2 separate regions of the Homo sapiens genome follow, and region 1 is linked to region 2. The links are chromatin contacts, found by Hi-C or POLR2A ChIA-PET in ENCODE. All regions are on one chromosome and are shown on one strand. Each heading gives the region's core, a stretch centred on a gene start or an enhancer-like site at or near the end of the contact. The rest is flanking DNA. Distances are from core to core; before and after follow the strand shown.

Region 1 (7,037 bases), core at 244-2,743, 870 kb after region 2:
GCCGCCCCCTAGCCCTCACGTAGGCCCATTCCCACCCGCCCCTGCCCTGGGCCCGCGACCCCAGGGAGGAGGGGACGACGGCGGCGAGCGCCCCCACCGGCAGCAGGCGCACCTCCCCAGGGGCAGCTGTCGCCGCGGCCCGCGGGGCCCGGGCCTCCCCGGGAGCAATAGGCTATCGATTCAGCTGCCTGTCGCTAGGAGCCCCGGGAGAGCGAGGCCTACACCGCCCGGCCGGAGCCCCGGCCTCGATTTCGCCACTTTCCCCAAACCAGAGGGAGAGCCCGGGGGCAACCAGGCCCGTCTGGGCGAGAGGGAGGAGAAGCAGAGACCACTTGCAACAGCGGCCGCGGGAAACGGGGTGCGGGGCGCCGGGCTCCCGCCAACAAGTCTCCCGGGGGTCCCCCACCCTACCGCCTGCCTCGCAAGTTGCGCATTCAAGTTCAGGCTGGTGCCCTTTAGCCTCCACAGCCCTCGCCACTCTCGAAACTGTATTAAAAACAAGACGCAGAAGAGGCCACAACCGAACGAAAGGCGATGGTGCTGGGCCTCTAAGAGCGCCGAGGGGGGCGGCCCACAGCGACCCTACCGCCCCAGTCACTTCCCCTCTGCAGACCCCGCCAGCCCCCGGGTCGCAGCCCCCGGCCCCTCGGCGTCCGGGTCTGTCACCGCCCGCTTCCCAGCCCCAAGACCCCTTTTCCTTAACGCCGGCGACGGGGGCTTCAGCTCCCCCTTGCCTCCGGCGCTCCTCGGCCTCCTCACCCTCCACATCCCCAAAATGCCCCCAGCACCTTTTAAAGTACGCGGAGGAAGAGTTTGCCGTCAAACTTTGTAGAGCGGTAACCTCGCCCCCCTCCCCGACCTACACTTTCAGGGCAGGCATCAGGAGAGATCACTTTGCACTTGGGATAAAGCGAATTAAGGAGCTGTCAACCATTTTAGGTCTTTTTTATAGAAGACATCCTCTCCTTCCCCTCCCCCTGCAATGGTTTTAATTTGACACCAAACCTTCCCACCGCAGAAGGGGGTAGAGAAAGGGAGGGGGTGGGGACAGAGGGCAGGAGGAGGGTGACGGGGGAGAGCGAGAGGGGGAGGCTGGGAGGGTGCGGGGAGGCGCGGGGAGGGGAAGGGGGTTGATTTACCTGAGACCAGCCACTGGCCTCCATTGTTGGAGAATTCAATGGCATTGACACAGCCGAAGTGGCCGAGGAGGTCCTTCTTGTAGAGGTTTCTGCAGCCCCGCAGGCGTCTCCTCTGAAAGTCCTGAGTGAGCAGGGGGTCCCCATGCAAGCCCCGCTGGGACAAGAAGCCCACCACTGACCTCATGCTGCCCCCCAGGCCAGCTCTCCTCTTCATGCTGGAACCGCCGCCGCCGCCGCTCGCGCCGCCGCCCCTCCCTCGGCCTCACGCGCGGCCGCTGCTCCCCCCACCCGGCCCTCCCCCCGCGCTGCGATCCGGATGGTTCTTTAACCAGCCATGGCAGGCAGAGCGAGGTGTGCAGACACTCGGCGGCGTTCGCGGCTTCCTGACGGTCCCCTCCCTCTCCTTCCCCCCGAGGCTCCTCCCTCTGCCTCTCCGCCTCCTCCAGCAGCTGATCCTCAGCTGCCGCCGCGCTTCCGCGATGCGCGGCCCTTCCGCCGGCTGCGGGGCCCCGAGAACGCGGCGTCGGCGCCCCTCCCCTCCGCGGGGGGCTGGCCGGAAGAACGCGGGCGGCCGGCCCGGAGACCACGGGCGCCGGCTGCTTTCCCAGTTGAGCCGCTTCCCGCCTGGGGACCTGGGTGGCGCCGGGCGGAGACCCCTCTGCACCCCAGCGCCCCGCACTCCGCGGAGTTGAATGCGCGTAACAATCCGAGTGGCCGCCGGGCTTTGGCTCGCCTTCCTCCCGCGGGGACCCGCGGGCCGGCTGCTGCCCGGAGGCCAGCGCCCGTACGAGTTCGGGGAAAATGCGGCTGGAGTGGGGGAAGGTGCGGGCGGGGGCTCCGGCCCTCCTTCCTCTGCTGGCCTCTGCCTTGGGCAGTCCGGCCCTGCCCGAGGCGGGGGAACCGGGAGGTAGGGCCGCACACTTGGAGGAACGTTGCCTGGGGGTTTTGTTCGCGCACCCGCCCCTTCCCCTCTCCCGGTAAATGTTTAACACCACCGCTCATCCCCAAGTCCAGTTCTCTAACTCTTCCTTCCTCCGGTCCTTTAGTTGAAAAAGGCTAAATTGTTCCGTCTGGCAGATTAGAGTGGTACATGGGGGGAAAGAGAAAGGGATAAAGAAGTAGGAAGAAAATTGCCAAAACCGAGTTGATGAAGTCCCGAGAAGCACGAGGTACTTCTCTCCGTTCCAGATAAATTTGCACGACACAAGAAGCGTGATTTGAAACTAACGATATATGTTATTTAATTGGGTTCGGTGAGCTCCTCTTAAAGGTCTCGAGTGGGGAGCACTGAGGTTGGACAGCTGTTAACCAGCAGCTGCGCTCCAGGCCAGAAGTGGCTGCACTTCAGTAGGATGGGAGTCACCGCGTTGACCCTAGTGGGTGTTAAATGCTTTGGAATTCTACCAGATACAGTTAAAAGTCCCCTTTTCGATGTATTATAGTACTTTTCCTGGAAGCTATCCTCTGTCATTAAGTGGTAATAAGCTACTGAAATAGGCACTTGTCAGTTTTGCCCTTTCAAGTTAGCAGGAATTACATCCTCTGGACCAGAGATGGCACAGGAGCAGTTGAGTAGAATCATCATTGAAAGATGGGCTGTACATCTCTGATCTGGGGAAAATAATAATAATTTTTTTTAAAAAAAAAGATCGGCTGAACATGGAAGAGGTTTACCCGTCAAACAAAATTATTTACTTCTACTTTTTGTTCAGTGACAATACGATTAATCGTACTAATAACAAATATGCAAATGTTTCATATAAAAGTACATATTCTAGCAAACATTACTAAACAGAAACCAAATTCCATCAGAACTTGGGGAAAAGGGCAAAAAATAAATAAATTTTTAAAAGAAAGAAATCAAATTCCAAAAATGTGAATTTTAATGGAATATTGTTCCCCTAAATAGGAAACTATGTGGTACTTAAAAGGTTTTATCCTCAGGATGCCTTCTAATAATCCTTTGTGTTTATTCATTATAATCACCACCTAAAAATTAGTAGCAGTATACCAGCTTTATTAAAGATGTATAGCACCAAACATCCTTCTGTCATTGCAATGTCAAAATGTGTAATTAATCATTTATTTTTGTGATGATATGAGTCTCCCCACTCTGCTGTAAGTTCTCTGAGAGCAGGGACTACGTCTGTTCTGCTCAAGGGTGTATGCCTGGAGCCAGTACTTGCTGGCACTAGTGGCCGCTTTAATACTTGCTGAATTCATGAATGTACTTAGGGAGTGGGGAGGAGTTTGAAGGGAAAGGTCGTGCTTTCCGGTTTGGATATGTTGAGTTTGACCTGTTTCATTCCAGTGGAATCCACTTGTTCCAAGGCCAGTTTCCCTGCTCACTGTTCCTTTGCTTGGCATACTCAGTCCACACATTCAAAACCCCCTCTAACTTCTTCCAGTTAATAGGCCATCATTTATACCTATTTGCCTGGGGTGGGGGAGATTTGTTCGAAGTGGCCTTTACTGTGGCAGTGTATAATACGCATCCTCCTCTGCCCTCTTAAGCACATACCCCCTTTACAGTTTTTACTGAATTCCTGGGAAAATTGTCCCATTTACCTCAGCATAAAAATAGACCAGCATCTGGTCACATGCCAGCCCAAATCTAGGACTTTGCTGGAAACTTCCTTAACTGTTGGGTGACCAACAGTGACAGAAAGGTAGGACCACCTAGTCTGTTTATATCCTACTGCTAGTCTGGCCAGATTTTTATAAGCCTGAATGAAATATCTTCCTATTCCTATAATTAAGAGTTGTCGGATAAAATGGAGGATACCCAATTTGGTATGAATTTCAGATAAACAATGAATGTTTAAGTATACCCCATGAAATATTTGAGATATACTAATATTGTTTATTTGAAACTCGAATTGGGCATCCTGAATTTTTTATTTGCTCAATCTGGCCACCTACTTATAACCAACTTCAAAAGATGAAACTCCATAATATCAATTTGCTTTTACTAGGAATTTAACATAGTCCCTTGTGTCATTTATTGCAAACTAATAATATGGTACATAACTACCTACCACAAACTTTTTTTACCACACCTGTAACAAAATTGCAATACCACAAACATTTAATCAGCTTTGATGACCACATGAGCTTTGTGTTTTTCATATAGGCATTTATAGTGAAAAGGCCAGTGTACTTAGCTTTAAAATAGCAAATGAAATTACTTCTGAGTAAATTGAACCACTGCAGAGAATGTATGGAGGAAGAGGGAGAAGAGTGAAAAACTCATATTTTTCTTTCCTAAACCCAGAAACTTATGTGTATTAACATTCATACTTAGGAAGCCTTGAAACACTGATTTGGAAATTCATTCTGGAAAAACAAAGATATGGAAATTGCTTAACCCAAGAACTCTTAATTGCTTCACCATAGGTTGAATACTGGTCAAATGTAGAATTCCCAGAAATGTATTTACTCTTTGACTTCTATTTTGTTTGACTCCAATATTGCTGAAGATAGAGTAAGGAATCTTTAAAAACTGATTGAATGCTAAGGAAATGCTCAAACATTAGAAACTGTGTTTTTAAAATTTATTTATTTATTTTGAGACAGGGTCTGACTCTGTCACCCAGGCTGGAGTGCAATGGTGTGATCTTTGCTCAGTGCAGCCTTGACCTCCCAGGCTCCAGTGATTCTCCTACCTCAGCCTCCTGAGTAGCTGGAACTACAGGTTCACACTGCCACACTCAGCTAATTCTTGTATTTTTTGTAGATGGGGTTTCTCCATCTTGCCCAGGCTGCTCTCAAACTCTTGGCTCAAATGATCCTCCAGCCTTCACCTCCCAAAGTAAAGGGATTACAGGCATGAGCCACCTAGCCTGGCTGTTTTTTTGTTTGTTTGTTTTGTTTTTTTAACTGAGAAAATACTAAGCCCTTCTGAAACTTTTATTAAATCTTAGCATATTGAGTACTACATATGGATACTAATATGCTCAGAAATGTTTTATTCAAAATATTTTCAACTTTAAAATAAACCACTATTCATAAAAAGAGATGTTAATTCATGCAGAGATCAATGCCTCAAATATACATATGATTTAACTGTAACATTTATTTTTAACTTTTTAAAGACAGGGTCTCTCTGTTGCCCAGGCTGGAGTGCAGTGGTAAAATCATAGCTCACAGCAGCCTGGAACTCCTGGACTCAAGTGATCCTCTCACCTCAGCCTCCTGAGTAGTTGGGACTACAGGTGTATGCCACCATGCCTGGCTAATTTTTTAAAAAGTGTTTTACCATTTTGTTGCTCAGGCTGATCTTGAACTCCTGGCTTTAAGCTATCCTCCTTGTCCTCCCAAAGTGCTGTGACTACAGGCATGAGCCACCTCGGCCTGTCAACATTTAAATTTTAAAAGGTAAATTATTTATTGGTCATCTCAAATAGACAACAGTCACTTTTAATGTTGGGGAGAAAAGAAACTGATTTACTTAAATTTGTGTTCTTCCAGCAAGATCCATAGGACATATAGCTTTTCATTTTTTAATAACTTTATTGAGATATAATTGACATAAAATTCACCTTTTAAAGTGTACAATTCAGTGGTTGTTAATATATGCACAAAGTGGTATAACCATCACCATCTAATTCCAGAACATTTCACCACTCCAAAAAAGAAACCCCATATATATTAGCAGTCTCTCACCATTCCTCCCTCCCCTCAGCTGCTGACAACCACTTATCTAATTGCTATCTCGATGGATTTGCCTATTCTGCATTTTTTTTTTTTTTTTGAGACAGAGTCTGGCTCTGTAGTCCAGGCTGGAGTGCAGTGGCATGATCTCAGCTCACTGCAACCTCCGCCTCCCAGGTTCAAGTGATTCTCCTGCCTCAGCCTCCACAGTAGCTGGGATTACAGGTGTACACCAGGACACCCAGCTAATTTTTTATATTTTTGGTAGAGATGGGGTTTCACCATGTTGGCCAGGGTGGTCTCAAACTCCTGACCTCAAATGATCCACCTGCCTCAGCCTCCCAAAGTTCTGGGATTACAAGCATGAGCCACCATGCCTGATATATTCTGTATATTTCATAGGAGTGAAATCATACAATATGTGTAGTCTTTGTAATCTGGCTTCTTTCATTTAGCATAATGTTTTCAAGGTTCATCCATGTTGTAGCATGTATCAGTACTCCATTTTTTTTTAGACCAAATAATATTCCACTATATGGATATATCATATTTTGTTTATCTGTTCATTAGCTGATGGGCATTTGGGCTGCTTCCATTTTTTGGCTATTATGAATAATAATACCACTATTAACGTGTGTACAACTTTTCTGTGGGCAAATGTTTTTATTTCTCTTGGGCATTTTATGTAGTAGGACAATTTTGGGGCTATATGGTAACTTTATGTTTAACTTTGTGAGGAAGTGCCAAACTGTTTTGCATATCAGCTGACCATTTTACATTCCACAGGTTGTATGAGGGTTCCAATTTATTTATTTATTTATTTATTTATTTATTTATTTTTATTTATTTTTTTGAGACAGAGTCTCACCCTGTTGCCCAGGCTGGAGTGCAGTGGTGCAATCTCGGCTCACTGCAACCTCCGCCTCCTGGGTTCAAGCAATTCTCCTGCCTCAGCCTGTTGAGTGGCTGGGATTACAGGCACGCGCCACCACGCCCGGCTAATTTTTGTATTTTTAGTAGAGACAGGGTTTTGCCATGTTGGTCAGGCTGGTCTTGAACTCCTGACCTTGTGATCCCCCTGCTTCAGCCTCTCAAAGTGCTGGGAGTATAGGCGTGAGCCACCGCGCCTGGCCGAGGGTTCCAATTTTTTTACATCCTTGCCAATTATTGTTATTGTCCAACTTTTTAAATTATGACCATACTAGTAGGTGAAGTAGTTTCTTCTTATTGTTTTGATTTGCAATT
Region 2 (7,028 bases), core at 1,061-3,560:
CATTGAGGATCAGCTAAGACCATTCTGTGAACATACCCTGAAAAGTATAAAGTACCATATACGTGTAAAATGACATGGTTATTCTTATTAATGATGTCATATGAGAGGCGACAAATAGCTACCTGAAAATGAGGGAGAAAAACTATGGTCTAGCACCCACATGCAGTTGTACTGGGCAGGTTTAGCCAGTGCACAGCATATATGCCTCACCTTCCTCTCTAGCGACTCTTGAGTCCTGAAAGCCTCACGTTTCCCATTTGGACAGTGTTCCAGGAGGCCATTTCCAAGCCAGTATCAGAGACTAAAAACCTGTTTGGCATCTGGCAGTAGGGCTTGTGCCTCAAGTGTGATCTGCCTTTGGCCAGGACATCCTTTTTTTTTTTTTTTTCTTTTGAGATGGAGTTTTGCTCTTGTTGCCTAGGCTGGAGTGCAATGGCGTGACCTTAGCTCACTGTAACCTCCACCTCCTGGGTTCAAGCGATTCTCCTGCCTCAGCCTCCCCAGTAGCTGGGATTACAGGCACGCACCACAACGCCTGACTAATTTTTTGTAGTTTTAGTAGAGACAGGGTTTCACCATGTTGGCCAGGCTGGTCTTGAACTCCTGATCTCAGGTGGTCCACCTGCCTCGGCCTCCCAAAATGCTGGGATTACAGGCATGAGCCACCATGCCCAGCCTCAGGACATCCTTTTTAACGGGCTTGTACCACATGATTGGGAGTTTGAATGTTAGTAACCATGATAGAAGATCTCCACTCCAAGGGCATCACCGTGGGAGGAAGCCTGCCCCTACTTACCATGTAAATATTTAGCCATTTCAATATATTTGTTCTGGACTTGTTCTTCTTATGTGTGTCTCCTGTGTTGAGTCTGTTTAATTGTAGGTTATTATTGTGTGTCTATATTGATGTCATTTCTTTAAGTACAGACACAGACAGCATTGCTTCAGCTGCCCCCACCCCTCCTTTTAAAAATAACACCTTACACAATATCCCTTCCTTGAGGACATCAAATAAATAACTTTTGTTCAAGAGCATATCTGATGAGGTGGCTAACTTGGAAATTTGTTCCTAGGCAGACCTTGTGACCTCTGTTTCAATACATAGTGAGTGGCCTTTGCTCCCATTTTATGCTACAGATTCACTCTGGAGATAGAATTGGTTGCACCTCTCCAGGCAGTGAGTTTGGAGAGCCCTTGGTGGTTAGGATGCCATTTGTGCTGGTGGCACAGAAATACAAGCAGTAAGCCCAGAGTTGCTTACTCTCCACTGGAGGTTTCTCAGAGGCTGGGGGGGACCCGAGACTCCTCTGCTTCAACTCCGCTCTACTATATGCCACTGGAAGTGTAGCTGAGGCTGAAGGGTATCAATGTTGGTATTTATCAGGTTGGACTCCCCCAAGTGCCCTATTTTCATACCTCCAAGGAGCAAGTGATTCAACAGAACTGTTTTCTTGGCCTCAAATGAGTCTAAGAAGGGGAAATCACTTAATACCAGCCGTCTGTGAGGGACCGATCACAAAGCTGTGTCTTTCTAATCCTCCTTGTAAATCAAAGGGAGGGGAATCCCCAGAGCCCAGGAGTACACATGAATAGAAAGCACCACAGGTAATAAAAACACCTAAAAAGGTCAGCAGAAACTCGGGGAGCTGCTGGAAATTCACCTCCTCTGCCTTTCTATGGGACTCAGTGGGCAGTGATCAGGTAGCAGGCAAGGATACCCAACTACACACCAAAGCAACTTGGCCACAGGACACGTACAGTGCAGCAGAAGGCTGGTAGGATAGTTTCTTCCACATCCATGTGAACCTCAGAGTCATCTGACCATTGGCCTTGTTCTCTTCCAGGTTCTAGCTGGCCAGAGACTTTTTTGGCCTCATACTAACTGCAAAATTGCACACAGTTGGCGAATACACCACTGGAAGCCACTGTGGCTGCATTGTCACAGTTCACCAATTGTGCATGTTATTTCCTGCAGTGGGCCCAAGATCACTGACAGGATGCCGTCGGGGTTGGGCTGAAGGTGGAAACAGCACACTAGCTTGCTGTTTGTGGCCTCTTTACAACTGCCGGCCCCATCTGAGATCCGGAACCAACACGTGCTAACCTCAGCCCATTGGGGCCAGTGGGGCAGCCAGCAGTGGAACCATAGCTCTCCACACCTATGTCTATGGCACGGTAGCTGCCGGCCCACAGTTTCCACTGCATCCCCTTGCATGTGCACCCCAAGAGAAGTAGGCCAAAGAGAAAGCTGCCTTAGGGAGCCACATGGTTATCTTGTGTGTTTACTTTTGCCAAATGGCAGACACAATTCTACTTCAATGCATTTTTCTGAACTCAGTGGTCAAAAGTAGCACGGAAGCACTACTTGCGTCAGCCCCCTCTGTGATTGAGCGAGTGTGTGCTTGTGCAAAGCTGAGGAGATTTTTTTTCACCTCCTCCTTCTGCATTCCCTCAGACTGAGCCACTCTCTTCTTTAGGGGCTCCCCTACTAGGCAGAGTGTTTCTCTAGCTTTGCCTGTGGATTTCACAGTGAAATCTACAGAAGACAGTTTTCCTCAGGGCTGATAATAAGAGGTATGAACTTATTAAGATTGGAAGCATTCTCACCATAAACACAAATTATTTCAAGTTGCTCCTTCATCCCCTTTTCCTTGGCCACTGCCATTGGTTCTGTGTAGGATGGATTTCTTAAGGTTGAAGATAAGCAATGCAAAGGTGGAATTTTGAGTACAGCACTCATCCTAATGTGGGTGAAATATATGAAACATTTATTCTAAGCAGACTGCTACATTAACAGTTGTTATACATTCATTCTCTGCATATCTTTTGTGGACTCAACACTTTTAGGTACAGAGAGGTTAGGAGAATTTCCCAGAATTGCACAGCAGGTTAGTGACAGTGCCAGAAATAAAAGTCTGCCTGACTCCCACACCCATGTTTTCTTCAAGCCAAATTGAAGTTTGGCCTCTTCTCCACAAATATTTCACAAGAAAAATTCCCCACAGCCTTTCAGAATTTCCCAGAAAACAATTGTTGTGCAGTCCTTCAAGATGGAAATGGCAGGCTGGAATATTGAAACCTTATCAGCTTTTATTCTAGAACTGACAGTTGATATTTTCTGAGCTGAAGCTAAGATAAAAGTTTATTTTTGTGTTTTTTTTTTTTAATCGTGGAATGATTTTTGATTTTCCAGAGCATGGCAAAACTAAGCCAGCAAATACTAAAACCACATTTGTTTTTGTGACGCTCAAACTCCGTAACAAATATTGGGTATCTCTATACAAAGCTGGATGTGGACAGGAAGGGTTTGGGATGGGGAGAGGCATGCGTCTGGGAGCGTGGCCTTTCTGGACCTACCCTGTTCTCACTCTCTTCCTTCTGCCTCTTGCCCTCATTGCTTTCCTTATTCTCTTTCTTCCTCTTGTCTCCTTCTCACCTCCAGCTCCTACCACAGCAGACAGGTTGGGGCAGACACCGTCATGGTTGGGGAGCAGGAGGACAGCATGGGGAAAACCACTCCAGGCCTTTCTCTCAAACCTTAGTGATGAAAGGACTCAATGGACCTGAACAATTTCTCACAGGAAAGTTCCGGTCTCTGTCTCCTTAAAAGCAAGGCATTCAGTAACCCTTAACAGAGCCAGGATTAAAACTTGAATTTCTGACTTATCCCAGGCCTCTGTTTGGATAGAAAGGCTAGGTCACTGTCATATATGGCAATTAGGATCACTTCAGATACAAAAGTAACATTTTTAAAGCTGTGCCTTAAGCAGAGAGACCATTTTTAGTACAAAAAGGAAAAAAAGATTAACTGTGCCTTCAGAGCTGATGAAAGGCAGAGCCTCGTCACTTTGAAAGCATTGGATTTAGTGCCAGGCGGGTTGGTGAGTAGACTCAGCACCCACATTCTCTTCTTGCGTCTCTCTCTGGCCACCCAGATTATCCAGGGGCTGCTGTTTACTTGAGAGCTAGAAGTATCAGGACGGACTATCACTGCACCTCGCCATCCTGGCCCAGTTAAAGTGATTTTGAAACTTCCTGATGTGTGTTAGATTGTGGCAGGTTTCTGCCAGGGAGTGGGCGGGAGGAGGAAGCAGGTGTTTTTATGGGCTAGAAATGCCCCTGAGATGCCTGAGGTTGCTTCGTGAATCCTCTAGCCCAGCCTACCCCTTCAACTCTGTTGCACAGAGACATGAGTTCCATGAAAAATTTAGTTTCAAAACTTCCCGTGGGCGCCGGAAATGATAACCACATGTTATCAAGAGCCACTGAAAACCACCAAAAATTTGTCAAAATTCATATAAGATTGCCTCACATACTTGACTTTCATAGAAGCGGAAGCCATTGACCTACTTGATTTATGGTATTTATTAGCAGAGTCTGAAAAGACTTTTATCACAAGATTGATCTTGTTACAGTGTAGCATCTTGACCATCTTTCAGTGTATTTCTGGATATTAGATTTATTTGTTTATTACTTTTATAGGTGGAATTCTCTAGACCATGACATTAAGGCCTGGAGAAGTCACCTGTCAGTAGATCTGAGCTGAGAGTTTCTCTCTCTTCTCCTGTGTCCCATGTTGCCTTAGGAAGGAGAGCAGGCAGGGAAGCCTGCATGCCCTTATCTCATCTGTACTATTGGTCTTAGGTGACTCCAGTTCACTTGGTGGAAAATGGGGATTACAAAATTTGCCTCTCAGCTGCCCCCACAGAAATCTCAGTGATGGCGTTTGTCAGATTCTTGGGTCCTTAAAAAATCTGACTTTTAAATATCGAATAATTATTTTGCTGATCATGAATATCTCTTCTGCTGACCAAACAGGACCAGATATCACATTCCAACCTATTCTATCCCTGGCTGACCACAAACTCCCTCTTCTTTGTCCCCCACCAAAAGTCAGGTAAAATGAGCTGTTTCTATCAAAGGCTGTGTCTTCAGGCCTGGCCATTTCCCACTCAGGTCTCCAGTGCTATCCAATTTTCTCTTCACCTGTACATTCTAGTACTCATGGAAGGCTCCAGTATACAAAATGGCTACTCATGGGGCCCCCTCCCCTTCCACCCCACCAAAGATATTTCTAACCTTCAATGTAGAGTAAGTTAGAATTGACATATACATTGTCCCTTAAAGGCCAGGAACATTAAGCTTGAGCAGAGGGTAGGTGTAGCCTGGGTATAGTCTAGTCATAGCCTAGCTAAAGAAAGATGAGTCAGCTGAAGGCAGAGGGTCTGCATTGGGCACATAGACTGGCAGAGAGTTGGGCTCAGTTGGCTCAATCCTCTGACTAATGACCAGTTAATTCTGCTTATTCTCTCTTAACTCAAGGTATTTGCTGCCTTAAGCTACTTTTTAAATACTTAGTGGAAATAAGTCATCTATTTTCATTAGTGTGTGTGTTGTGTGTGTGTTGGTTGGATTTTCCTGGCCAGGAGCCTCTGCCTTCTGACCAAAATGACATTGATTCCCAGCCTTCTGCCTTAGCAGTTCATCCCATCTTTAACTGGTTCCCCTCTATCTCTTTTCTCTAGCTTATATGCCTTGCTGGCTGTGAAAGGAGGACCTACTGGGTGGTCTATGAATCTATACCCCGTATTTCTTTTTTAAAGATCTTAATTTTTCTCCCTATTTTTCCTTGTGGGAAGGCATTAAAAATGGGACTCAAGGTCTATGTGACACTATATGAGGTGCCATTTCCTATACAGGTGCACCTCTGTAAGCAGCATACAGTTAAGAGGGCAATGCAAAGAAGCTTTGGGAGTAAGCATTCTCTCATATATAAAGTTGAGTTGAGACAGAAGTTACTTTATACAAATATAGGGTTTCTTGTTCCTTCTAATAGGTGGATGGTATTCTTCTTCCTCGAGAGAAGCTGATTAAGTTGGATTCTGTCTATTCCTGGCTTCAGACCTAATCATGACCATTAAAAATATCTATCTTTTCCTTTGTCCAAGAATCCCACTCTGGTCTTGCATTGTAATTGGTGGTGTTGGGGGTGTGTTGCGTGTTTTCAATAAGCCTTATTTTAGGGAAATAGCAAAAATAGCATATGTACTTTCAATTAAATTGTTATTGCTTTTGAACATATTGACAGCAAATATTTGTTATTTGTCAGTAGTGGCCTATATGCTGTATAAAAGGGAATCAGGCATGGGTTTTATAGCTAAACAAGCAAGGTATAAATCAGCAAAGGATAACTAATGACAGTGGTGGGGTAACATTTTCCATAGGCCGGGTACTGTGCTAAGGACTACCTGTGCGTTATCCAGCTGAATCCTCAGAACCATGTGAGCTAAGTATTATCATACCCAGAGAGACTATGAAGCTTGCTCCATGTCACACAGCGAGTAAATGGTAGAGCCCAGGATCTAAGTTCAGGTCTGATTCCAAAGCCCTTGTCCTAAACACTGTGCAAATTGCTCTTACACAAATTTAGTACTGAGCATCAGAAGACTCAGTCTTTCCCATGGAGCAAAGCAGCAGGAAAACCCCATGAAGCGTCAGTTAGAAACCAGACTGTGTTGAGTCTGTTTATAAATTATAATAGTATTTCATGTGTTATTTTAAGAGTATAGTTTTCAAGTCTCTTGATTGCCTCAGAGGAAAATATACCTATAGTCTTCTTCCCAAGTTGTGATGATTGTAATCAATGCTTTGGGAAATGTTTTCATTCTATCCTTTTTGCTGAAAACAGATTTAGAAAACCACAACAATTCAGTAAGATGGCATGATTAGCAAAGCCCTGAGTTTGGTTGCTATGTATCCCTTTGGTGATTTGGCTTTAAGACATGTAATTAAAAGGGAGAGGATTATTAGCAAAATAAGTTAGGAGCTTGTTCTTTTGCCATTGGGGAGTGAATATTTTCTTCCCCATCTACTCTTTCACCAGAAGTGGAAATGATGCTGGGTATCTTTTGAGGTATATCTGTAGTTCAGTTTTAGGTTCTGTAAGGTAGCATTTCATTAGTTCTGTACAATAAAACCGTCATCTCAGTACAGGTTTCCATTACAGAACCAGTGAAGTGAGAATAAAA

What was found. Hi-C counts contacts between places; a loop is a spot of excess contacts on that map. ChIA-PET counts read pairs that join two places held with the same protein, here RNA polymerase II (POLR2A). Pooled maps may share reads with other maps.
Region 1: a map with no recorded cell type shows a loop between it and region 2 (5-fold over the local background). The contact joins the promoter of DCAF5 here to the enhancer-like site in region 2. A Hi-C loop is called at or near these places in 1 of 37 single-sample maps with no recorded cell type and 5 of 50 pooled maps. POLR2A ChIA-PET finds 5 or more read pairs at or near these places in 1 of 52 experiments (WTC11).

What each region holds. Positions count from the first base shown.
Region 1 is chr14:69,151,626-69,158,662 of GRCh38, forward strand. DCAF5 (DDB1 and CUL4 associated factor 5) reads right to left here and starts at 1,494. Exons shown (of 9, transcript NM_003861.3): 1 at 1,140-1,494. The coding sequence starts at 1,353. RefSeq lists silencers at 1-268, 429-478, 1,299-1,938.
Region 2 is chr14:68,281,606-68,288,633 of GRCh38, forward strand. The region is part of intron 7 of RAD51B (RAD51 paralog B); the gene reads left to right. Among named protein-coding and RNA genes, the nearest start is that of RAD51B-AS1, 400 kb to the right of the region's middle. RefSeq lists enhancers at 1,760-1,829, 3,566-3,615, 3,666-3,725, 3,886-3,935. Within about 2 kb of position 2,311, at least 18 of the 41 ENCODE cell types and tissues checked have a DNase peak (open chromatin) inside an H3K27ac peak, as active enhancers do.